Regions from separate parts of the Homo sapiens genome. Here all the other regions are linked to region 3. Evidence: chromatin loops called from intact Hi-C (ENCODE). Cell type or tissue: gastrocnemius medialis. All regions are shown on one strand.

Evidence for each region. Hi-C counts contacts between places; a loop is a spot of excess contacts. Peaks named below come from ENCODE experiments on the same cell type or tissue, not always from the same donor. Only the 100,000 strongest peaks of a DNase experiment are listed, where the experiment ranks them.
Region 1: a loop joins it to region 3, with 2.7 times the contacts of the local background. A loop is called at or near these places in 13 of 110 quality-filtered maps.
Region 2: it touches region 3 in a loop (3-fold over the local background); 11 of 110 quality-filtered maps call a loop at or near these places.

Annotation. Positions count from the first base shown.
Region 1 is chr2:217,429,403-217,437,402 of GRCh38, forward strand. It overlaps DIRC3 (disrupted in renal carcinoma 3), which reads right to left. Exons shown (of 13, transcript NR_186301.1): 4 at 4,546-4,714; 5 at 3,521-3,619. Among named protein-coding and RNA genes, the nearest start is that of DIRC3-AS1, 150 kb to the left of the region's middle. In gastrocnemius medialis, no CTCF peak of the experiment used is centred here; a DNase peak (open chromatin) is centred at 4,919; H3K4me3 peaks cover 664 bases; H3K27ac peaks cover 2,132 bases.
Region 2 is chr2:217,244,182-217,252,181 of GRCh38, forward strand. It overlaps the pseudogene RN7SKP43. Among named protein-coding and RNA genes, the nearest start is that of DIRC3-AS1, 35 kb to the right of the region's middle. In gastrocnemius medialis, no CTCF peak of the experiment used is centred here; DNase peaks (open chromatin) are centred at 3,540, 4,290 and 5,930; H3K4me3 peaks cover 773 bases; H3K27ac peaks cover 5,431 bases.
Region 3 is chr2:216,677,833-216,685,832 of GRCh38, forward strand. IGFBP5 (insulin like growth factor binding protein 5) reads right to left here. Exons shown (of 4, transcript NM_000599.4): 2 at 1,018-1,247; 3 at 280-399. LOC124900515 (a long non-coding RNA gene) reads right to left here. Exons shown (of 2, transcript XR_007088080.1): 2 at 3,407-8,000. Among named protein-coding and RNA genes, the nearest start is that of IGFBP-AS1, 13 kb to the right of the region's middle. In gastrocnemius medialis, a CTCF peak has its summit at 4,825 (motif pointing right); DNase peaks (open chromatin) are centred at 2,009, 4,489, 4,829, 6,259 and 1 weaker place; H3K4me3 peaks cover 1,120 bases; H3K27ac peaks cover 8,000 bases.

The DNA of each region.
Region 1 (8,000 bases), 750 kb after region 3:
TTCTCTTGATTTCAGCTCAATGATCTTGTCTGCCTTGGCAGGGCCTGCTCACCACAAGCTTGGATGTCATGGAATTTTGGGGAAGAAAGAGCATTAAATACTTCTCCATGTTACTTCTTGCCCTCCCTGAAACAGTTGACTGGACTCTAACACTTGGTTTGGGGAAGAATTTTACCCCGAAGCCATCTGGCAAGGCTGAAGACATGTCTTTTTATATTCTGCTTTCCTTGGGAGTAATAGGCCAAGAGAGATTCATGTTTGTCTCACAAAGAGGAGGTGACCGTGGTTTCTGGCAACACCTTGCTTTAAGGCAGTGGAGTCAAGAGTAAAGAGGCTGGAAAAGCAGAATACTTACTCTACCTCCACCCCTCACTCCCCTGGGGACTTGTCTATGGTCAAATCCCTAAAGACTCTCTTTTCACATTGATAAATCAGGGGCAAGAACCACATAGCTCACCCCAATTTAGTAAGGCCAAAACAAGAGAGGAGTAGTGAGCATTTGAGAAGCACTGACATGGAAATTATAAACAATGAAGCCCTCTATAAACAGGCTCTTGGCTGAGTTTTAGAGGTGGATTTCTTCATCTGGTTTGGGGCATGTCAGTTCATCCATATAACTCCTGCACGAATCTGATCCAAAGTGTGCAACTCAATTCCTTCTGCATCTCCTTCCCTCACCTTGCTCATTTCTATAGGACACAGTATATTTCAGCACATAACTGCACATCAAGTAAAATTTACTTGGGAGGGGTGGCAGCTAACCAGAATTTGAGTTCTTGCTCAGCGACATGGAATGTATGAAGCAAGGGCCTGGCTAAACAGCTTTATATAATACGACCGAGTAAAGTAGGGTAGTACCAACAAAGAATTTGACTAAGCCTTTGGAGCTTCTTGTCCTGACCAAGTTCACCTGTAGTGAGGAGAGAACAGCCATTCATGGATCACTCAGGTGGTGACAAGGCGACGAGGTAATGCCTTTACTTTCACAGCATATGAGTGGCCTCTCTGGGCTGTGGGCAGAAGCTGCCATGGCCTGGAGGCAGGTCCTGCCATTTTGAAAGTGCCTCCATATCACCCTTCCACATTACTTTTGTGTTTGTAAATGTATGTCTGTCTATATAATCTCCCCCTCTATTCTGGCAGGAAACTCATTTTGTAATGGAACAAAATCAGTCAGCTAGAGTGTCCACTAAATCGCTGTTGCGATATACAAAGGGGCTGGGTTGATATTTGATGTCGAAGAAAGAAAGAGAAAGTGGCCCTGAAGATAAGCCTGGGCCGAGAGGAAAACAGATCAGGCACCCTGAGACCTGGGAGGCACAAGCATGACGAATTTCTACCTTCTGTCTTGGTACAATGTCGACTAAATGTGTCTTTCCACTTTACATCTCAAAACTTAGGTAATGGGGTAGGAAAGCTTAGTGTAACTGAGACAGAATTGAGGACAATGAAGTCTGCTGGCCTGGCTTCCCGCTGTAATGACATGCTGGATATTCATCTCAGCTAAGCCACTTCAGACAATAAAGGAAAGGTCTTAGGATGTCAAATAATTAGTACTAGGCCTATGTGGCTGCTGTACGTTGTATTTATGTCTCATTGTGTAACACAGAGCAAGTCACTGCTCTCTGGAATTTTTCATCTGTAAAATTATATTACAGCTAAGAACTGACCTACCAGAGGGCAAGAGAGTTCCAGCCCTTTAACACCCTGGTATTGCATTAGGGTTGCTCAACCCAAGGGTCATGATGCATAACTCTCTGGCCATGGAGAATCGTTTGTGTGGCTAGAATTTCCTGCTGTGCCCCCAGCCCAATGCCAGGAAATCTCTCCTCTGTTTTTTTTAATTGATCTTTTGTTCGTATGTGTTGTTTCTTCTTTTCTTTGTAGGCTATGAGAAATTGAAGTAAAAGAGGAGGGCTAGTGATCTAGTAGGAACTGGATTTCAATTTTGAATCTGAGTACTTGGTGACATGAGATAGGGTGTTGATAGGTTCACCCATCACCTAACAGCAGAGCAAGGAGAAGATAAGATGGGATGCCAAGCACAAGAATAGATTTCTGAAGGGTCCCAGGGCCCATGAAGAGGGGCCAGACCCACACAGATCCCTACAGTAACTTAGGAGCTGGCACAAGGCAGTGAATTTAAGGGCAGTTGGTCCTTCACTCTAGGTATGTCCCTTTATGGTTTGGCAGCCAGGTATATGCCAGCTTTTCAGGGGCAGGCATTGAAAGCTGCTGTGGGAAGCACAGCTGGCAGACCCTCCAGATTCTCGAAATTTCACCACTGTCCCTGGTATGTTGGCTAGGCCTGCCTCAGTCCTTTCCCTCTTACTGACTCTCAAGAAAGGGATGCCAACCCGTCTGCTTTGTCTGGGAGACTTCCGCTGTTTCTGAGAAATACTGGCTATTGAGAATACCTTCCGGTCTCTGGTCCTCCCCAGTTCAATCAGCCACAGACAGGGCACTTGTTTCCTCCTTGCACCTTAAGGGACAATCCACCCACCTGCCTCCTCACTCCTCGCTCGCAATGCTTACTCAGCCTAGGCTGGAGCCCACCTGAAATGGGGAGGGCCAGGACAACTCTCTTCAGAAGTAAGGGGTGTGGGCGACTTTGTAATGTCTGAGGCTTTGGGTTTCTGAAAATGTCACTGTGTTTTTGCTGAGTCATGGCCAGTTTTCCTGATCTCCATTTTTCCTCTTACTGCTTTTGCCCCTTTTGTCTGGTCCTCATTCCTTAGAACTCAGATATCACAAAATGTCTCCTGGGAATAGATGTACTGAGGCACTGCTACCCTCTTTCTCTCTCTCTCCCTATCTCTCTCTCTCTCACACACCCCCACAGATACACACACACACACACAGAGGAAACCTCATGAAATCTACAGGAAAAAGTATTAGTTTGGTGCAAAAGTAATTTGCGATTTTTGCCATTCCTTTCAATGGCAAAAAACACCATTACTTTTGCACCAACCTAATATTTGGCATTCAATTACTTCTCAAGCAACTGATTGCCTAATCTCTTTTCCTTTAAAAAAATTTATGTTCTACCTGTATAAAACAATATATAGTTTTGTTTTTTAAATTATTCAAGCTGGAAAGTACAAAAAAGTTTAAAAAATCACTCCAGTATTCCATCATTAAGACCACTCTTGTTACTTTTACGTAAGAATTGTTCCTGTGATCTCTCAATGTATACTGATAGGCATAACTTTCTAAAAATGAGATCTTACTGCTGTTTACTTTTTAAAATCAAAAGTATTAAGTTTGCCTGAATTTAGACTAAGAAAAAGATTATTAGGAACCTTTAAAAAATCCTAATATAAAAAATGTCACTTTAACACATGAAATATTCATTCCTAAAAGGATTCTTTTTGTTTGGGGTAGGGGGAGGAGTTGCAAAACTTTAAGATATGGGAACCACGACATTTTTTAACTCATTAGACCCTGGCTTTTAGGGCCATGGCTTGTATTTTACACTTGTTTAGAAGCTATGTTCTTCAAAAATAAAATTAGAACTCACCAGGTGTTTTAATTATTCTTTACACTCCTGCTTCAACACTTTTGCATCGTGCTTCCTATCTACGTAACACGAAGAATCCCCCTCCACTGGGACAACCATCTAGAAAGGGGGAAGAGAAGGAGAGGTTAAGGAAGAGACTGAGAGGATCAGATATCTAGAGAAAATCCATTTGAAGCAAGGTAGACTGGCTTTCTGCCTAATTCCCCCTTTCTCTTAGCAATAACAGTTTCATAATTAGCTTTAGCCAGATTTCTAGATAATTAATCCTCCCACCACAACCTGCCCTACACCATTGTGACTTGGAAAAAAAATTAACCCCATTTTAATGGTACTGATCTACTTACATATGTTCTTATAAAACTGCTTTAAAAATGCAGTATAAGTAAGTGTAATGCTTAGAAAGCTGTGGGGCATGTCTCAGTATCAAAGCATTACTGAATTCAAAACAGCATGGGTATACCGGTATTCCAACCTGTACTCACATCTCTTCTAACATTTTAGGATGTGCCATAGCATATGTCAAGGTTGCTTATTAAACTTTCAATCTTCTCCTGTTCTTTGGCATCCCAAACTCCCTGACCCCTCATACTTCCTACCCCAGGAGAACTTGCCCTTCCATCCACAGCATTTTATCCCGCCATCTTGGTCCCTCAATCTTCCCCCCTCCTTTTCTCCCCTTCCAGTGTGCTCCTCAGTAGTCATGAGCCTGGGCGCTTGCAGCTCCCGCTCAGGAATGCGCTTGCCTTGCTTTCGTCCTTTCTCTTATCAGAGAGGAGTGGGGAAGAGAGAAGATGAGCAAATATGCCATAAGAGGGGAAAGGCAGGGTCTGTCACCTCCACTTTGCTGATGATTGATGTCATGTTGCACTGGCTTTGTGGCTGGGCCCTTGTGAAAGGTGTGAATAGTGGTGGGGTGGGGGACAGATTGTTTGAAACCATCTCTCTCCGGTTGGTTTTGTTGGTTTCTCTACTCCTAGAAGCAGAGGAAAAAGAGGGGGAAGTTAAATATGTGGTGATGGTACTACCTTTTAATCAGTGTCTCCAAATATCCTTCAGAGCAGATTTTCTCAGCATCGGCCAGCATGAAACGAGGGTCTTTTTAAAGATCATTTTCTTTCTTGGATCAAAGTTTCTTTGTTTGTGATTCTGAGTTCCGTTCCTGTGTGTCTCTGTGGTAGGGCCTTGAATAGAGGACTAGAAGGAGAAGAATAAGAAGAAAAGTGTATATCAGGTGCTTTTAAAAAAATCAATTCAAACGAAAATTGCAGAAGGGTGCCTGGACAGCTAGGCTGACAGTGACCAGAGCTGGAGAGAGAGGCTCTGCCTGGTAACAGAGCTCTGATTGGCCAGACCTGTGCAAGGACTAGGCCTATAGGGACGGCTCTGAGCTGTGCTTCTGCAGGCAGCTGAACTTGGCAGGCACAAGCAAGCCCTGCAAAGACACGCTCAAAACAATCCAGAGTACAGACAGCTGCTGGCGTGAAGAAGCTGTGAGTACTGACAGCACTTGGGGTTGTGAGCCTGCCACTTAACTCTACAGCCTACTGCCTCTGCCTCTTGTGGTTAGATTTCTGTCTTCCAGATGATTAACTCTTTGAGACATGGTCTTACCAACAGTGGTAACACAGGCAGGGAGTGTCTTTGAAAAACAACTGGCCAGGGAGTCAGGGGTCTAGGTCTATACCAGGCATTAAATACTGTATGTATTAGCATGAACAGGGGTGTCTGCTTGACACTGTGGTACAAGCTCCACACCACCAATCCCTCATACAGCCCAAGAAGATAGAAACAGTTACGATCCCATTTTCCAGAGAAGAGAACAGAATCAGGCCCTGCACACACAGTCTGCAACTATTTGGGGGCACATGTGGACTCTCAACCATCTTCCGGTCGACAGCAGTTCAGTGTCAACTGGAAGACAGGCTGCTCTAAGGCAACGATGTCTTCTGGCCAATTTTGGGCTGAAATTGAAGTATTAGGTAGAGCCAATTGTTCCTATTATTAAAAATAAAACCCTGGGAGAAAAGATTGAAAAACGAATATTTTTTAGTGAGGAATTAATAGATATTTGTATTCACAAACTGAGTACTTAAATGCAGTTTAAAATGAAGGGACTGGCCAGTTGTGGTGGCTCATACCTGTAATCCCGGCACTCTGGGACACCAAGGCGGGAGGATCACCTGAGGCCAGAAGTTCAAGACCAGCCTGGCCAACATGGTGAAACCCCGTCTCTACTAAAAATACAAAAATTAGCCTGGCATGGTGACGTGTGCCTGTAGTCCCAGCAACTCAGGAGGTTGAGGCAGGAGAATTGCTTGAACCTGGGAGGCAGATGTTGCAGTGAGCTGAGATCATGCCACTGCACTCCAGCCTGGGCGACAGAGCGAGGCTCCATCTCAGGAAAAAAAAAAAAAAAAAAAAGGAAGGGATTGTATCTATATGCAAGAAAATATACAGTTCAAAAACATATTGTTTACTGGAAACAAATTGCAAAACAATTCATGCAGTGTATTATTCAGCCAAAATTTTACAACTACAAAGCAATACCATCTATTATCTGATATATAAAATCTGTAATGAGCTAATAAAAACATGGACCGGAATAGTATATATCAAATTACTGACAGTGGTCATCGCTGGAGAGAAAGAAGCAAGACTAGGATGGAGAGGAGGAACAAAATGGTTTTCAATTTTAACTGTGAGATATACTATCTGAAGCCTAAGTGACAAAAAGTGAACATTTTAAATATGAGCAGGGGATATGTGTATCATATTATTCTTCTGCTTTTTCTGAATTAGAAAAAAATAGGAGGGTCTTTCCCGGGGGCATCTTCATTGTGCCATCCTGCTCATGTGATGGGAAGAAATTCATCCCTGGCGTTATTGCTCCTAGGAACATCCTGTGGGAGATGAAAGTATGTGTGCTGTTTTGAAATTAAAAGCAAAGCAGGAAAAGTCAAGAGTCCTCTTTTTCAGAGAGAAAAACTTGCAGAACCTGTGGAGTTGTTACCCCCATACTGTTGACAATCCTCACTCTTCCCTTCCCTTCTCAGCCAGAAAGCAGCCTTTATTATTTATTATTTTTATTTTTTGTACAGGGCTCCCAGCCAGCCTCAAGGGTCTATGTATGCTAGTGTGATTGCTGTGTTTTTCTAACCACTTCAAAGGTCATGTTCACTTATCTGTGAAAACAAGTTCTCATTCCTTGCACCCTATTTGCCTTCATGTCTCAGGAAATAGGGACGGGCAAATCACTTGCCAGGTGGGAAGAAAATAAAGGAATGTTGTACACACACCCTACTCTGAAGACCAGAGCGGAAAGGGAACCTATCTGTGTATCCCAAGGGGGCTGTGAGCAGGAGAGAAAGACAGAAATACAGCAGAGAGATGTGACTTACATGTCCTAATCTCCCCACTCCCGAGGTGAACCCCAAGATCAGAAGGAGGCATAGTGAACATTTCCAACTAGATATGGAAGGAACCTGAGAATATTTGGAGGAGGAGACCAGCGACACTGTTTCCCAAACACAGCTTAGGGGAGACTGGGAGCATCTTGGAAGAGCCCCACACAGAGCCATGTTCAGCATGGCCTGAGTGAGGGCGGAAACTTTAGCGGTGGAGCAGGAAAGTGACCAGCTAGGCAAGCCTCCAGCAGCACTGCTTGCACTCCATGGCCTGCCCGGGCTGAACAGTGGACCTAAGAATTCATAAGTGCTCCAGAGAGGGACAAGGAGGGACTAAGAGGGCCCTGAGTTAAGAAAAAGACATCACATTGCCCCCAAATGCCACTGGGGACCAGTGGTGCAGAGTGAATCAATCGGTGACTGTGATACACAGTTTAGTTTGTCCTCTGTCATAAGAATAAATATCAGATATCATAATCAGGGAAAGCACAAAGAAGAGAGAGCTTTTGAGAGCTGTTTACCTAGAATTTAAATTCTTCATGTTCACTTTAGTACCTCTTTAAATGCTCAATTCCTGCGAAAACATGTATTGTAACCCAGTGCTATCACTCTAAAAGCTGTGGTAGAAGGTGTGGAGTTTTAAGTATGGAAGAGGGTATGTGCTAAATAGAAAAGGTAAATAGAAAGCTTTTTAAAAATCTGGGTAAATGCACACACATATCCACATGCAGGATGCACAAATGAACCCTATGAGGGCTCTGACACTAAGAAACTGGCAGTACCTGGACTACAGATTCAGCAGGAACAAGTCCACAAACTGAGCAGGCAGTTAATGAGCTTAGCACCCATCATCCCTGGCTCAGAGTATGGCCCTGGAATTCTTTGTTGCAATAAAATATAAAATAGAACCTGAAAAGAAGCTTGGCTATGAGCAAGTAAGGCTTCCTTCATTTGCCTGGTCCCACAGGCTCTCTGTTGCAGTGGCGGCAAACCCACCCAGATGGGTTGTGCTCTGCAACTTCAAGCAGCCCTATCACCAGTGAGGGTGGTGGCAATGCTCCAGGCCCCTTGGGGCA
Region 2 (8,000 bases), 570 kb after region 3:
TACCACATCCCAGTTGGGAACCACTGATGGGAATAATTCCGTTGGAGGTAGCACTTTCCTGAGGTGCAGAGAAAAGCAGTCATGCAAGACCACAGCAGTTCACTTGTAATAATGACAGCCCAAACAGGCTTGCAGGGTTTGATTTAAAAAAAAAAGTGTCCAGTAAAATTTGGATTTCAGATACACAGTGAATAATTTTTTAGCATAAATATGTATGCACTTTGACATCCTGCTAGCAAGGATAAAAAATAAATAAAATAAATAAATATGTATGTTCTGAGCAAATATTTAGGTTATCCCTGGATCATTCAAAGGAAATATGGCATGGGGCATGCTTATGTGAAGAAATTAATAATTGCTTCTATAAAATTCAAATTTAACTGTGCGTCCTGTATTTTATCTGGCAACCCTAAGCCCAAAATCCCTTTCCCAACTCTTCCTCCATGTAAAAAAGAAAGAATAAAAAAGACAGAAGACTCTTTCATTCAATAAGAGAAAAACGTTGACTCTACAGTAGGTTTAGGTTTCCATAGCTGAAGGAAATATTATTTTATCAATAAGGATTCAGCCTGCATACTTTCTGAAAAAAAAATACACGCGCTTGAAAATTATTGTCCTTTAGAATATTTTAAAAATAAATACAGATTTTGACAACTCAAACTATATAGATACATACGTAGACAATTTTAATACTCTGCTGCTCACTGTCCTCCTATTCCATATCCTCAAGGTGATCAGTATTCATTGTTAATGTATGTTCATGCATATTTTTGCTATGCTCATACGTTTATGTACTTATGTATAGTTCCTTTTTCATGGAATCATGTTACTCTGCAACCTGAGTAATGTGCTTATTTTAAGGCCATCTGGTTAAAGGAACTGGAAGATTACAGTTCCAGTGCTGGCAATGGTGCATTAGGCATCCTTATTCTAACGTTCTCAGCCTTGACCGCAAACAGAAATTCAGTGTCCCCTAGGATTCCCATTCCTCCTGGTATCATAGTCCTTCAACCCCATACCATCTAATATAGTAGACACTAGCCACATGTAGTTGACAAACCCTTGAAATGTGGGCTATCCAAATGAAGATGTGACATAAGTTTACAATACACACCAAATTTAGAGGCCTTTGCTGCAAAATAAAGAACTTTAAATCTCTCGTTAATAATTTTATATTGATTACCCATTGAGATAATGGTACTTGGGATATATTGGGTTAGATTAAAATGTATTATTAGAATGAATTTCATTTATTTCTTCTTACATTTTAAAATGAGACTACTAGAAAAATGTAAATTACATATGCAATTTGCATTATATTTCTATTGGCAGCACTGTTCTAACCCAAAGGCCTGCAGAACGATGTGAGTTCACCTCAGAGGTACATGAGATGATTCCTTGGGAGTGTGGAAAGAAAATATAACTTCTTTTCTTACTTATTTTTATCTTATCAATTTTTAATTTATATTTTTGCGTCTGTTTCATAATGTACATAGTATATCGTCATGGTACTAAATGTGTATATTATTCAAATATTAACATCCATTTATTTGCAGATGTATTAAAAACATTTTTATAGACAGAAGTGTGCGACACAAAATTAAAGCATATGGTGACCTTGCTTTGCAGGGGTGAGCAGAGGGTATGTTTTCCGTCCTCTGTTACATATTGCTCCCCCTTGGTATCTGACCCACCTTTCACACCTTTGTGCTGACTTTATTCCTTCTCTTTCCTGAATCATGTCCAAAGGCGTCCCAGGGAAGATAAATGAAGCTCTAAGCTTTGCCTTCCTGCTTTCTGGATCTTAGGGTTTGGTGTCCTTGCTCCTTGGGTGCCTTGAACATCCCATCTGGCAAGGTTGGGCTGCACCTGCCTTCCCGATGCGCCTTCCTCCCAGAGAGCCTGGTGCCCACCCCAAGGCTCCTCGTTCTCCCTCACACTCTTCTCCAGCACCTCCGGCCTCCCCTCCCTACCAGGTCCCCTGAGCTGTGGAGATTACAAAGGAGAATCAGGTTTACACTACTTTCATCCTAACAGATAATGAGAAGAAAGAGAAAGCAAAAGTGAGATGAGAGGACAGATTGATTCCGGGGGCTCTGACCACGGGATGATTCGCTCTCAAATCAATTCCCATTGAATTGAAACCAACACCCTCTCAACCTAGGTTACTGGTATTAGAAAGGAGTTATGGGAGTTGGCTAAGCCTATAACACTTTCTTCAAAAGAATGTCTATTCGATTATTTCTTTTGAAGGTACTATGTTGTGGCAGCCATGAGAAATATAGGATGGATGGAAACGTGAGTAGTCACATCACTCCACAGGGAAGATAATAACAGAGTGTAGCTTTTAAAGGGGCTTGCACCCACCCACCACTGGCACAGGTCCTTGGACACACATGTACACACGCACATGCCCACACCCTTTGCTGTGCCCCCTGAAACTCATTCCCCCTGCAACTGAAACTTGCCTTTGCTTGTGATCATTCACACCCCTCTCTGTCATTCCTGCACCCACTCAATTCCTCACTCTTATGCTCAGAAAACATTTACTGACTGAGGGCCTGTTCTAGGAAAGGCACCAAAGTCTAAGGATAATCAAGTCTGGTGGCCACATTCAGAAAATTCTGGCCGAAGTGTTTTAGGTTGAATCATGAAATTGCTGATATTGAACAGTTTCTGACCTTTGAAATGACCACTTTATATAGTGAAGCTTAATTTTGTACATGCATACACATGCATATTTGGGGTTCATATCACTATAGAAAAGTGGTCAAAAACAAATTCTGGCACCAGATTTATTATTTATTAGTTTTGGAAACTTAAGTAAGTTGCAACTTAACTCATCTGAATCTCATTTTCTTCTTACGAAAATGGAGAAAATAACGGGCTCTACTTCATGGGGTTATTGTGAGGATCAAATACTTAATCTTTATAAAGCATTTAATACATACTGCCCAGCACATAGTAAGTGCTCAATAAACGTTAGCTGTAGCAGTGGCTGCTGTAGCAGTGGCTGCAGTAGCAGCTAACATTTATTATCATTATTAGTGGGTGGTAGCATCACTGTCATCTATGGAAGTCCATGTACAGTATTCCTATTTGCAAGATGATAAAATAGACCTGCTCAAGTGAGAGAAAAATCTCTTACTGACTCTCCCAGCCAGGAAAGCCATCATCTTATCAATAATGGAAACAGAATACTTTATTAAAACTGTAGAAATTCAGCAGAAGTTATTAAAACAACTAGGAACTTTAGTGTTTGACATTTGAATAGAGAATAACAAAATGGCAGTGGGGAGGGACCCAGAAAGTGTGAGGAGTGCAAGAGGGGAGGGAGCAGGTGGCCGTGCTGGCTGCGTTTCACTTTGGGCAGGGTGTTTGCATCTAGAGACCTGCCTGTTTATTCCAAGTGAAAGCCAAGGGCTGAGTGCCCTTGTGAGGAGTTCGTGTTAAGTTTCATGTTTGTGCAGGAAAGATCTGAAGGGCAGTGTGGCCACAAGGACTGATGGACAGATAGATAGACATGTCTGGATTTATGACTGAGCAGCTGACCCGCGCCAACATGCTAGTGAGGACACACAGTTGACTTAACACAGGCTGCTGGTATCCACAGCCAGAAGTCGAAGAAATTGTTGGTGTTATTAACAATCTTCTGGCAGGAGGATGGCACTTACGTCCTGGCTGTGCCGACACAGCTAAGATTCTCTGGTGTGGATTCCAGGAGCACATCGATCCTGGCCACACAGACAAGCTGGAGGCCAAGAGTCCCTTCCCTTGTCCTCACAGGGGGCCACCACAGTCAGCCTGGACAGCCCCTTCAACAACCAAGGGACCTGTTTACAAAACGGTGAAACAAACTAAAATCAGACAAATAAGTGTCACACTAGATTGGCTGGTGGAGCCAAAGGGTTTGATGTAGAGGTGCCAAAAAGGAGCATAAAACCAAGGGGAGATCAGGGCCTTGGGTGCAGAAAGGGTGAAATCAAATCTCACCTTTAGCCATTAATATTAGTGTGGCACAGGCCAATCCTCTTACCTGTGGGGCCTCAGTTTCCCCATTTGAGAAATGGTGATGAAAATCTGCCTCATAGCCCTATTGTGAGATTGGAGGGAAATCCTGGCTGTGACTTGCCCAGTGCACCTTAGTTCATTTTCCTCCTCTCTGTATGTAGTAAGTCACTCCAGAAGAGAGCCGACAATTCTGGCCCTGACAGGCGCAGCAGCCAGCCCAACCCTGAGAAGCAGTTCCCCCACCCCTTCTCCCTCACTCTGTCCTCCCCTCCTGGCTTTTTCCCAGAAGGCTCCAGGGCTCCCAGGCCAACTGCCAAACCACAGGGCTCTGCCATTGGCTTTCATAGACCCCCTCCCCTTCCCCTCTTCAACTGCATCTCTGCGTGGCAGTCCTGCTCCGGGCTCCCTCCCTGGAGGGTAAGACCCGTGGCTGCCCCAGCCTGCTATGCCAGCATTTGCAGGGGTATTCATCTGAAACCACTACTGACAATCTGTGTTTATTTGGGGCGTGCAGAGGAGCCAAGGGCTATGAAAGGAGCTGCGTTCCAGAACTCTCTGATTCCCATCAGGCTGCGCAGATCAGGCCCTGTAGCTGAAAGAAGAGCTAGGCTTTCTCTTTCCATGTCTTCAAATAGGGGACCGCACACTAGTTGCAGTTCCAACAGTTGCAGTCTGCAGTTCCTCTTTTTGCTCACTGACAACACAACCCAATCCTGTGCCTTATCAAAGACAAGAACTATTAGAGAAATGATGATGAGAATTGAGGATGTCAAATTTTATACATTTGTAATTGCAGGGGATAACAAGACTTCTTTATTTTGCACTGTTTAATATTTCAACTTTTTATGGAAATAGAGAAAAGTGCACAAATTGTCAACTGATAGCTGGGATTGGATGGCAGGAAGAAATTGACACTAGGACTGGCTTCCAGCACCTTTAGCTGGACCATGTAGCCTCTTAGGGCACGAGAATTGAGAACATTCTTTAGGAACCCTGTTAGCATATTTATTACAACCAGGGGTGAGCTGGAGCCAGCTTGCACCAGCTCAGAAGAGCCTATTTTTCCCATCTCTTCCCAACTCCACATTCAGTGACCTCACATTGGTGCTTGAAATCAGGGTCAAAGGGAGTATTTACACCACAGAAATCAGCAGATGATAAGTAGAACAGCCACCCCACCGACCTCCCACCTCCGCCACGAACAGTTTTTAACCATTTACTAACAAACCACTGTTTAAAACTTTCCTAAAATGGGTGAACAAAATTTGAGTACCTTTCTGACTAACTCCAGTTTAATCAATCCCTACCCCCTTTCTCAGAAAATCTCCCTTCCCATTATCTTGCCCTGAGAGTACAGAGCCTTTGCAATCTTCCTTCTGGAAACTCTCATGCATTTGACAACTGCTGCACCTCAGCCTTTTTCCCTCTCTTCTGCTTTTTGTTAAGTGATTGCTGTTCTTGAGTGTGTCTAAGTGATTCCCCAGAGACATATCCAGGTGGTTGATGTGCAAAGCCCGGCACTTCCTGGAAAGAAACCTCTGCTCCAGGGCTGACAGTGAGGCCTCCCAGAGCCTCCATGACCCCCTTGGATTGCAGACACTGTCCAAATGTCCTTCTGTCAGATGGCTTCCCCTAACGCCATGCCTTTCTCAATTTATTGCATTTTCAGCCTTACTGAAGTCTGCCCTGGGGACAAATTGGAAACCTATAACCTTAGGACAGCAAGGTAAGGAGAGCCAATGCACAGCCCCTTCACTTCTCTGGCCCCTCAGTCCCCTCTTGTCTTAATTGGGCAGTGTGGGTCAAACGCTGCACACGTCCCTTCTGATTCTGCACGCAGTGTTCTTTCTACATCTTGGCTGTACAGAGAGTTCCATTTTTCACCCCCATGAGAGGGGGGTGGGGCAAAACACTGAAGGAATCTTTCAAAGACCCTCCACCTGACCCCTGTCTGAACAAATAATTAATCTCCTGAAAAAGCAGCTCGCTGATGGGTCCAGGCTGTGCCTGTGGATTTATGAGGTGACGTCAGTTTGAAGACTGGGATGCAGAGCCTGAGCTGTGTTTCACACACTCCTCAATTGTTTTAACGGACCTGCTCCTGAAGGCCTCCAAATCTTTCCCCAAGCTAAGCTTTATTAAAATGGCAAAGATGGAGAGGAGTGCTTTTCCAGATAAATCAGCTTACTTAGGCTCTGCTCCCTCCCCTCCCCCTGTCTACTGGAAAGCACTCCCAGAGGGAAGGAAATGAAGAACTGCAAAGTACTTGCAGGTACATGCTTAATGCCTTAAACTCTAGCATTGTGTTAACAGCTATTCATGGACTGGACTTTAAAGAAATAGATGGATTCTCAATCTGCCCAATTTAAATAATCCTTAAGAGAGAACTAAGGAGGAAGATTAATGTCCTTAGTAACTAAATGACACACCAGAGTTTAGCCTGGAGGCTGGGTCTCTGCACTGACTATCACAGTGCAATTCCTTGAGAGGATCCAGATAAAACTGGGTTTAAAATGAAGGTGGGGGGCGTTAATGGGGAGAAAAACGGTTAGAAGTCAGAGTGAAAGAAGGGAGGGGTGGATGTGAGCAAGCGGGGATGGAGGCAAAGCTTTTGTCCCAGAGACAAAAGTGGTGGGAGAGTGAAGGAGTAGAAGAAAATATATTTCTACTCTTGACTGATCATATGTGTCATTGTCTCTCAATACATACATGTATATAATATGCATACACACGTGTAGTCTCTCTGACACATACACACACATAGTCTGTTTATAGACTGCATGCATACTTGTCTAAGACTTGAGAAATGTAAAGTCAGAGGCCACTTATATTTAGAATTTCAGGAATATGTATTATTGATTGAAATGAAAGACCTTAGAGACCTGAACTGTTAATATCTCATTTATGGGAACAAAATAAAAACAATTGTTGCAACTTAGCATGATTTTTGAGAGATGGTGATGGTAGAGAATCACTTCAGGGAAAGGGAGAAGGTTTAGCTGACAAGTGGGAGAAAGAAAGGGTATCCTCTGTGTGGTGTCTATGCATGTATGTTGGGCAAATCTGCAGTGAGGAAGCAGCCAGTGAGGGAAGGGAGAAAGCCAAGGAAATGATCAGGGCAACACAATCCCCTGATCCAAACAACTCTCCTGTATTTATATTAGGACTATATGAGACTGGTCAACCTTGCAAAATTAGTGACTACATTTCATTAGCTATATTTAGGCCGAATTAAATTTGAATTCAATCACTTTTGATTCTGAGGTCCATCTCTTTTTACTATTTCCCATTCTTGTGGCAGTTACTATGTAGTCAAAACCAAGTATGACAGATGAAGAGAGCTCCAGGGCTAGAAAACTAAAAGGTTGTGAGGATAATTTGAATGGGACTTGTGTCACCTTGTTGATTGCAAGGTGGATTCCCTGATGGCCTGGCCAGCTGCTATGACTGCCCTCTTTGTCCTCACCATGCCATAGGCCGTCTCTGGAGCTTCCCTCAAGGTCAAAAAGGACAATCTTCCAAGACGGAGAAGGGCCAGTCTCTGTAAAGTCCTTTAGCGCAGAGGCCATAATATCTACCACTTTCCACAGTGTTTGGCTCAGTATGACTTTTAAGAAATCATTTACAGAATTAGAAGTATTTCCACTACGTGGAATACAGAGCATATAAGGCCTGCCTTCTAGAATCTTGTAACCTAAATAAGATTGGATTTATACTAAGAGAGAAGCAACTAAAATAGCATATAATAAATGCATTTTTTACATTGTGTCCTAATACCACATACCAGCCCTGGTCAGAGATGTGGAGAAAGTGGCTTCCTGTAGATAACTGAGAGTCCACTGTGGTAGAATAGGGAGGGTGTACATTGAATCAGGGTAGGTACAGGCCTTTTAGAACTGGCTGAAATTGAGGAGTCAGTATCAGATGTTGAGAAGAAGATATTTCAAATAGAGAGAACCTTGGTGGATAAAATCGGATTTTGTCTCTTC
Region 3 (8,000 bases):
CGATAGTGTTACAGAGTTACCTTTTGCAAGGAATTCATGTAGCTAAGGCGACCTGTGGAAAGCATAGTGGATTACCGCATAGGAGAGAATGAGGAAATGGATTACAGCATAGTAGGGAATGTGGAAAGTCATGATCGTGGTATATGAATGGGTATCTGAGGCCCAGGAAACACTAAGTGGTTAACGGTGGAAACCTTAGGCACTTGCCCAAGGTGGAGTTTCCTGGCAGGTGCCATTTTTGGAGCAGTCTGAGCCTGGAGCTCAGGGCAGGGGACGTACCTGCTTTCTCTTGTAGAATCCTTTGCGGTCACAATTGGGCAGGTACACAGCACGGGGCACCATGCGTGGGCTGGCTTTGAGCTCCTGCAGGGAAGCCTCCATGTGTCTGCGGCAGGGGCCCTGTGTGGACAGGAGGGTGAGAGGCGTGGCGAGACCAAGGGAAAACCACCCAGCTGCGCTGACGAATGGCCCAGGGGGTGGGGGCTGAAGGGTCTCTGGAGGAAAGTCACCACCTTTGGTTCTAATCATCTGCTACCAAAGATCTTTCCTCCCTGTCACCTGTCACGTGCGCTGGGATCATACAAAGCCTGCCTTTGGCCAGGTACGGAGTCATACTTTCTCTTTTGTGTTCCAGTCCACCCCCTCCCCTGCAGCTTTTCTCTTCTGCTGAGTAACAATGTCCAGAGGTGCCCATTTCTAGATGCTCTAGGAGAATATTCAGTCTCTGCCTTGGACTGGACACAGCTGCAGGGCCCAGGTACCTGGTACGTGGCCGCTGGGCTGGCACACACTCTCCTCAAATGAGCACCGCCTCTATTCCCACTTACTTGCACAAGCCCTTGGCCCTGACAAGTGTATGCTCTGGAAACTCTACTCCCACGTCCTAAGCTGAGCCACATGGTGGGCTGTAGGTCCTCTGCTGGGTCTAGTCTAGCACCTCCTGCCGCCATGAATGTCCATTTAGATGCAGGAAAAGGTCAAAAGCTGGGAGGGAATGAGGGAATCCCCGAGATGCACCTGCTCAGACTCCTGTCTCATCTCAGGTGCAGAGATGATCCGGGGGTGGGCAGTGTTCTCGGCTCCCCCGACAAACTTGGACTGGGTCAGCTTCTTTCTGCGGTCCTTCTTCACTGCTTCAGCCTTCAGCTCGGAGATGCGGGTGTGTTTGGGCCGGAAGATCTTGGGGGAGTAGGTCTCCTCGGCCATCTCAGAGGTGGTGGGCTCCTCGTGCTCACGGGAGTCTCTCTCTGCAGGAGAAGGAGCCGGAGGGTCAGCCCCCGTGGGCCAAGGTGCACACGGCCAGAGCCCAGGGCTGGGCAGTTTGGGGTGAGGGGAGTAATAAAGGCTGAAGCAGATGTGTCTCTGCCCTCCTGGAGCACACCCTGAAAGCAGGGGGATAAGAACCAGGAAGCAGAGGGAATGCTCATTTAAGTGGCAGGAAGTTTCTGGCATGCTTGGAGTCAAGCAGAGAGTGCAGGCAGGGAGGCTTCACAGAGGAGGAGAATCGAGAGACTGACAGACTGATGGGTGAGGACGGAGCAGGCCTTCTGGGGGCAGTAAGGAGGAAGGGCAAGGAAAATGGCCTCTGCAAGGATGAAGGTGGCAGCGAGCGGTTTGCTTGCTGGGGGATGGCCAAGTAGATGGGACATGGCTGGAGGTGGGGCTGAGAAGTAGGAACCCGGGAATCTGGGCCCATGGAGGCAGATGACACAGTCAGGGCGTGGACGAGAAGGGCAAAGGCTGTCCTGTTAGTGAGATCTTTGCACTTTCAGAGCTGCTGGATGTTGAGGTCTCTTTGGACCTGGGGAACCTAGGAGGAGGGGGTCCTGGGGTCTGGAGCAGCAGGGTGGTGAGGACCTTCATAAGCGGCAGGAGGAGGGGAGGGGAGAGCCAGAAATGTAGGCCCGGAGGGGACCGGCGTGGGGCCAAGTGGAAGTCGGAGGCCTTGCTCCTGCTCTGGCTCAGAACTGGCGCGGTGCTCGGGGGCCTGGGAGGCTGGGACGTTACTCAGCTCTGGACTGAGAGAGGCCGACAGCTGGCTGAGACCGGGACAGTTATATATAGGAGTGGCTTGCTGACAGTCTATACTTAGCTGGCTTTTGACCTTTAGAGAAGTCAGACTTTGTTGATGTATTTGTTGATCCTTAATTCCACCCGTCCGGCCTTTTCTTGGTGCGCAGTTTTCCCCTAAATTCTGATCTCATAGGCATCCATCCCTGGGTCCCCTTCTCCTCTCAGATCCTTGACCTCCCCCAGCCTCAGAGGAACCAGAATGGGGGAACTTTAGATTGTTGTTTCCAGGCGGGCAGCGTGTGGCCAGGATGCCTCACAGTGGGACCAGATGCAGGGGTGAGTGGAGGTGGGGGGCCCTGTCTTCATTGCCTCCCTCTTTTTTCAAATACTGGAAAGAGAAAATAGAGCTTTGAGTGACCTTAAATAACTGAAATGAGGTGAAAGAAAATTCTGTTCTCCATCTACTCCATGATCACTGGGATGTCCAGGAACAGTGACCGCCAGACATCTGGGATGGGGAACAGAAGAAGTGGGTAGAATTCCAGGAAGTGGGGGTGGGGTGCAAGGAAAGAGAAGCTTTTTTGAGAAGACGCTGTTTTATGCCTCTGGGCAGGTATAGAACCTGACTTCTGAGCTTGCAGCCCTGGGCAAGTTCCAGGTGTGAGTTAGGAAAGGCATTTGGACACCTGGCCTAACCTGGGCAGGATGGCAGGTGGCAGGAAGCACCCAAGCATCTGTTTCTCTCTTGGCTCAGGATTTGTCAAGTCTAATGAAATAGGTATCTGGTCTTTAAGGCCTTGGCAGAGAAGGTCCCTGCCCTAAAGAAGCCTCCAAAGGTTCGCAGCGTTCCTGGTGGTGAGTTGCTTTGGGTATTTATTCACAGGAAAGGAAGGGACGTAATTACTGGAGAGGAAGATGATGACTTGGGGAAAGCAAATAGCAAGGTGGTGGGTGGGCTCTCCCTAAATAAAATTCAACCTGAGAATCCTGGTACCCCTTCTGGACTCTCACCCCCTCTTCCCAGTCATGTCTTGATGTCCCAGTACCTCGATTCTGCTCTATCAGACCCTGCTGTGACGACTCATCAATAGGGTGACATCTCTGGTAGGTGGAATGCAGGATTCTAGGGATTAGTTAAAAGGGTCATGTTCTGGGGTAAATTGACTTTTCTTGGTTGTAGCGCAAGTGAGATTGGCAGGAGGAAGGGAGAAGCATGGCTGGTTTGGGGACTTTGTACAAATTGAAAGGCTGGGGCTCCGTTATCTAGTAACACAGGCCTCACGCCAAGGCTCAGATCTTGGAGAAGAGGGAGTAGGGAGAGGGAGTGCTAACCATTGCACAGAAGGGCTTTTGGGCACGTCTTATGGAGGGACTGGAGCCGTGCCACTCAACCTCAGCATCACCACGCATTTTAATCCTCAAAAAGTAGTTGACTACTGTAGGGGGAGGGGCAGACAGGATATGGTGGCTACTGAAAGCCTGGAGGGGGTTCAGATTGGAGAAGCCTGGACCCCTTCCTCAATCAAGATTGTAACTGGATAAAGTGAGGGCAGGTGGGGGAGTGGGCTGGCTGCTGACCAGCGCATGCGTCTATGCGTCTCCTTCAGTGGGCTGCCCCAGCCTGGCCTGGAGAGCCAACACATTGTCACCTCTTCAAGGGGAGACAGCCTGGGAAGCTGGCTTCTCTCCTGTGGCTGGTGTAGCAGTTCCTGGAATCCTTTCCGTAGGCCATTTAGTCCATCCCCCTGTGTCCAAGCAGAAATAAGCATCTATCTCTCTAGTTCTTAAGGACATCTGAAATGGGGGTGCCATTCCATCCTCCTCTGGCTACCTGTTGGGGGAGGCTCTGTCCATTTGGTCAGAGGGTGCCCTTTTCCAGCTGTCATTTTAGCTTATTCTCTCTTTGGCCTTGGGGGACACAGAAGCATGGTGGCCCACAGCCTTCCCTCAACAGCTCTTCTCAAGACCTTTCACCTTTTGGGACTTTTTCTAAGAAGTGCTGTGGGCTGTCCTTAACCTTGAGTCACCCTTTCTGGGAGGGGGATGGGGCTGTTGACAACGGTTTGATAAACCTTGGGGTAAATTTATTTTGACCTCTCTTACTCTTTTCTTTGAAAGTGTTCAAGTACTGCCCCGGGGCCAAGCAACCATGATACTGGCATACAAAATGTAGATTCTTGTATCTCTCTTCATTTAAGGAACTCAAAATGCTTTTGCAAACTCTCTCCTTTTCCCAGCCTCCCCAAGGCAAGTCTCCTGAGGGCACACCTTCCCCAGCTTTGCAAGCTTTTTGGCTGCTTCTGAAGAGCAGGCTTAACATTTTGATGTGCCTCCTGGTTTCTGGTGCCACTTAACCCCATGGGACCTATTCCTTAGGCAGCAGCAGAGTCCAGTGTCGAAGATACTAATCAGGGTCTTGTGGTCACCTGTAGGCTCCAGAGAGACAGCGGAAACTTGGAGGGGAGCCAGGGCAGAGCCATGGAGATTAAAGGGCTGGAAAGTAAGACTGGAGCTGAGTGCCAGAAGCAGCCAGCCCGACTCAGCTGCTCTGTGGCTGAGTCATAAATAGGCTTTCAATTGTGGAAGGCTTTGCGTTTTAGATAAAACAAGAAGGAACAAGTAGACTGGCTACTCTGGAGCTATTTCATCAAGAGAAAATGAACTGAGGTTGCAGAAGGGATCTAGGCAGGATACCCGGGAGGACTTCCTGGTGAAGATTGTTCTGCACGTGAACAGCAAAAGAACTCAACAGTCTGCTCTGGAACCTGTTTGACAAACAGGTCAATATCTCCATGTGGCCAGCAGAGGGCGTGGGAGACTGACACCCACACAGCATGGGCACACTTCTAGGGACTGGAAGCGTTTTTTGTTTTTTTTTTTTGAGACAGAGTCTCCTTCTGTCGCCCAGGCTGGAGTGCAGTGGCGCGATCTCGGCTCACTGTAAGCTCCGCCTCCTGGGTTTACGCCATTCTCCTGCCTCATCCTCCCGAGTAGCTGGGACTACAGGCGCCCGCCACCATGCCCGGCTAATTTTTTGTATTTTTAGTAGAGATGGGGTTTCACCGTGTTAGCCAGGATGGTCTCGATCTCCTGACCTCGTGATCCGCCCGCCTTGGCCTCCCAAAGAGCTGGGATTACAGGCGTGAGCCACCAAGCCCGGCCTGGAAGTGTTTTTAAAATCTGGAATTTGGAATTGAGAGCGGTGGCTCATATCTCTAATCCCAGCACTTTGGGAGGCCAAGGTGAGTGGATTGCCTGAGCCCAGGAGTTCGAGACCAGCCTGGACAACATAGTGAAACCCCGTCTCTACAAAAAAAACACAAAAATTAGCTGGGCATAGAGGCGTGCGCCTCTAGTCTGAGAAACTCAGGAGGCTGAGACCGGAGGATTGCTTGAGCCCGGAAGGTGGGAGGTTGGAGGTAGGAGGTTGGAGATTGGAGGTTGAGGCTGAGGCTGAGGTGAGCCATGATTGCTCCACTTTGATAGCTCCACTGCACTCTAGCCTGGGGGACAGAGTGAGACCCTGTCTCAAAGAAAAAATAAATCTGGAATTTGGGTGCCTCCCTCTCCTACTTCTGCAATAATCATTCAAATAAATCCCTTCCTTCTGTTTGTGTGTCTGCAGGATATATTTAAAGAGTCAGGGAGACAAACAAGCGAGGCCCGGAGAGAACCCATGTGTGGGAGAGTGAAGGCAGGTGAGGGAGAGGGGAACAGGGCTTGTTTGTGCATGGCATTCTGCTGTTTCTGTAACCTCCAACTGGAAAATGATCCAGGAAGGAAGAGAGACATATTCCAGACTTCCCCGCCCATGAGATGCTGTTCTGAGAGGTTTTTGCAGAGGATGGGAAATGTGGAATGCTCAGCATCCATTTCTCCTGCTGGGATCTATGGAGGCCAGACCTTACCTTCATAACCCTATTCAATGACTAAGGGAGGGGATGATGATAATATTATCTGGATACAGTATTTACCTTTGGGGTGGGATCTAAATCTCTGGCTTCTATATAATACCTCCAGTCCTTCCCACTGGCTCTCCAATGCCTCTGGCCCCTGCCACATTTGGGTGGCCAACTCAGTCCTCTTTCATTCATAAGGAGTTCCCCATACACCCCAGTGCAGCAGCATCCACAGAGGCACACACAGTACATCAGCCTCTCCCCATGGTAACATGAACACGTGTTTGAGGATTGCACCATCCTCTATGTCCTGGCAAACACAGAGAGTGTCATGATGCAAGCCCAGCTGCTACAGACCCAGAGGCATCTTAGGGTGAGAAATACTCCATGCTGCACAATTGCACAACGCATGTACCCTGCCCAAGCTCAACCACTTTCTCCAAACCTGCCCTTTTGCCACGGCTGTTCTCTTCCAGTAGAGTCTGAAGGGTTCTGACTCCACCTTGCTTGCTGGTCACAGCAATGGATGGATCCAGGAGACCTGCCTGCCTAAAATCTAAACCCCCCGCCCCCGGACCTCTTAGCCACACCCCGGTGCTATTAACAGCCTGTTCCTGGGCTGGTGTTAGTTTATCACTCTATCTCACTTGACCTAATAATCAATTGTAAGAGAAAACTAGGTGACCCAGATATTGTGCCTTAGCTTACAAAAATCGAAGAAACAGAGGCATCCTTGAAATTCACAGTCCAGGAAGAGTGTCGGGCTTTGCCAGGCCACCCAGACCTGGGGAGATTCTCCCATCTCCTTTTCTAGACAGAAGATAAGATGAGGACGCCTAGAATCTCTCTACAAAGAATGAAAAAGGGAGCTGAATTTGTTCTGGGTTTCATTCTAGTCCCCCCTGTGGAATTTAAACAGCCAACTTCTTACGGGCAGAGCTTTGTCATTTCTCTTTGTCTCACCAGCATATAGTATTCAATAAATAACCTTTAAATGGAGAGATGTGTAAATCTGCCCAAGAGGCAAAGAGAAGTAGGTCTGGAAGTATTTCTGTAATATAAGCTGGGGCTTAGAGCCCAGTGCATGCCTTGGGAGGTTATCTCATCCATGCTCCTGCCCTGGAGCAAGATAACCCTGCCGCAGGGCACAGGGAAGCAGACAGATGAGCGTCATGGGTGTGAGAAACAGCAGGGGTGCTCCTGGATTCACTGGGCTTCTCTTTGGCCTAAGGCTACTATATATTAATGTACTACTTAGGCCAGGCATGGTGGCTCACGCCTGTAATCCCAGCACTTTGGGAGGCCAAGGAGGTTGGATCACAAGGTCAGGAGTTCGAGACCAGCCTGGCCAACATGGTAAAACCCTGTCTCTACTAAAAATAAAAAATCAGCCAGGCATGGTGGTGTGTGCCTGTAATCCCAGCTGCTCGGGAAGCTGAGGCAGGAGAATCACTTGAACCTGGGAGGCGGAGGTTGCAGTGAGCCAAGATCGTGCCACTACATTCCCCCCTGGGCAATAGTGTGACAAAAAAAAAAAAAAAAGTATATATTTAATATGGTAGCCACTAGCCAATGTGGCTATTTAAATAAATATTAAATAAAATGAAAAATTCAGCTCCTCAGTCACTCTAGCCATATTTCAAGGACTTCGTGGCCACATATGGACATTGCAGACCTGCAACGCTTCCATCATTGCAGAAAGTCCTGGTCAGTGCTGGCCTGACGGCACTGACTTGTGCCTGGGTATGGATGAAAATACTGAGGCCCAGTCTAGAATGTTCTGCAGTCCCCCTCCTCCCTTGCCAACCCTAGGTCCCTAGCCAACTTGCAGCCACCAGCCCCTCCCTACAACACAAGGCTGGTGGAAGCATGAGGGATTGGCTGTTCACTGTTTGAAAAAATGTAAGACATGTCTCAGTCTCTTGAAGTCTGTTTCCCAGCTGTGGATGTCAAATGGCTTTTCTGCGCTTGTGTGTGTGCATTTGCAGAAGGAGAAAGGCCACAGTGGTTGTGGCAGGGGGAAGGTGCTGTGGACACTTCCAGGGAAGTGGCAACATCATTTCTTTTCCTACCCATCCCATCTCTGAC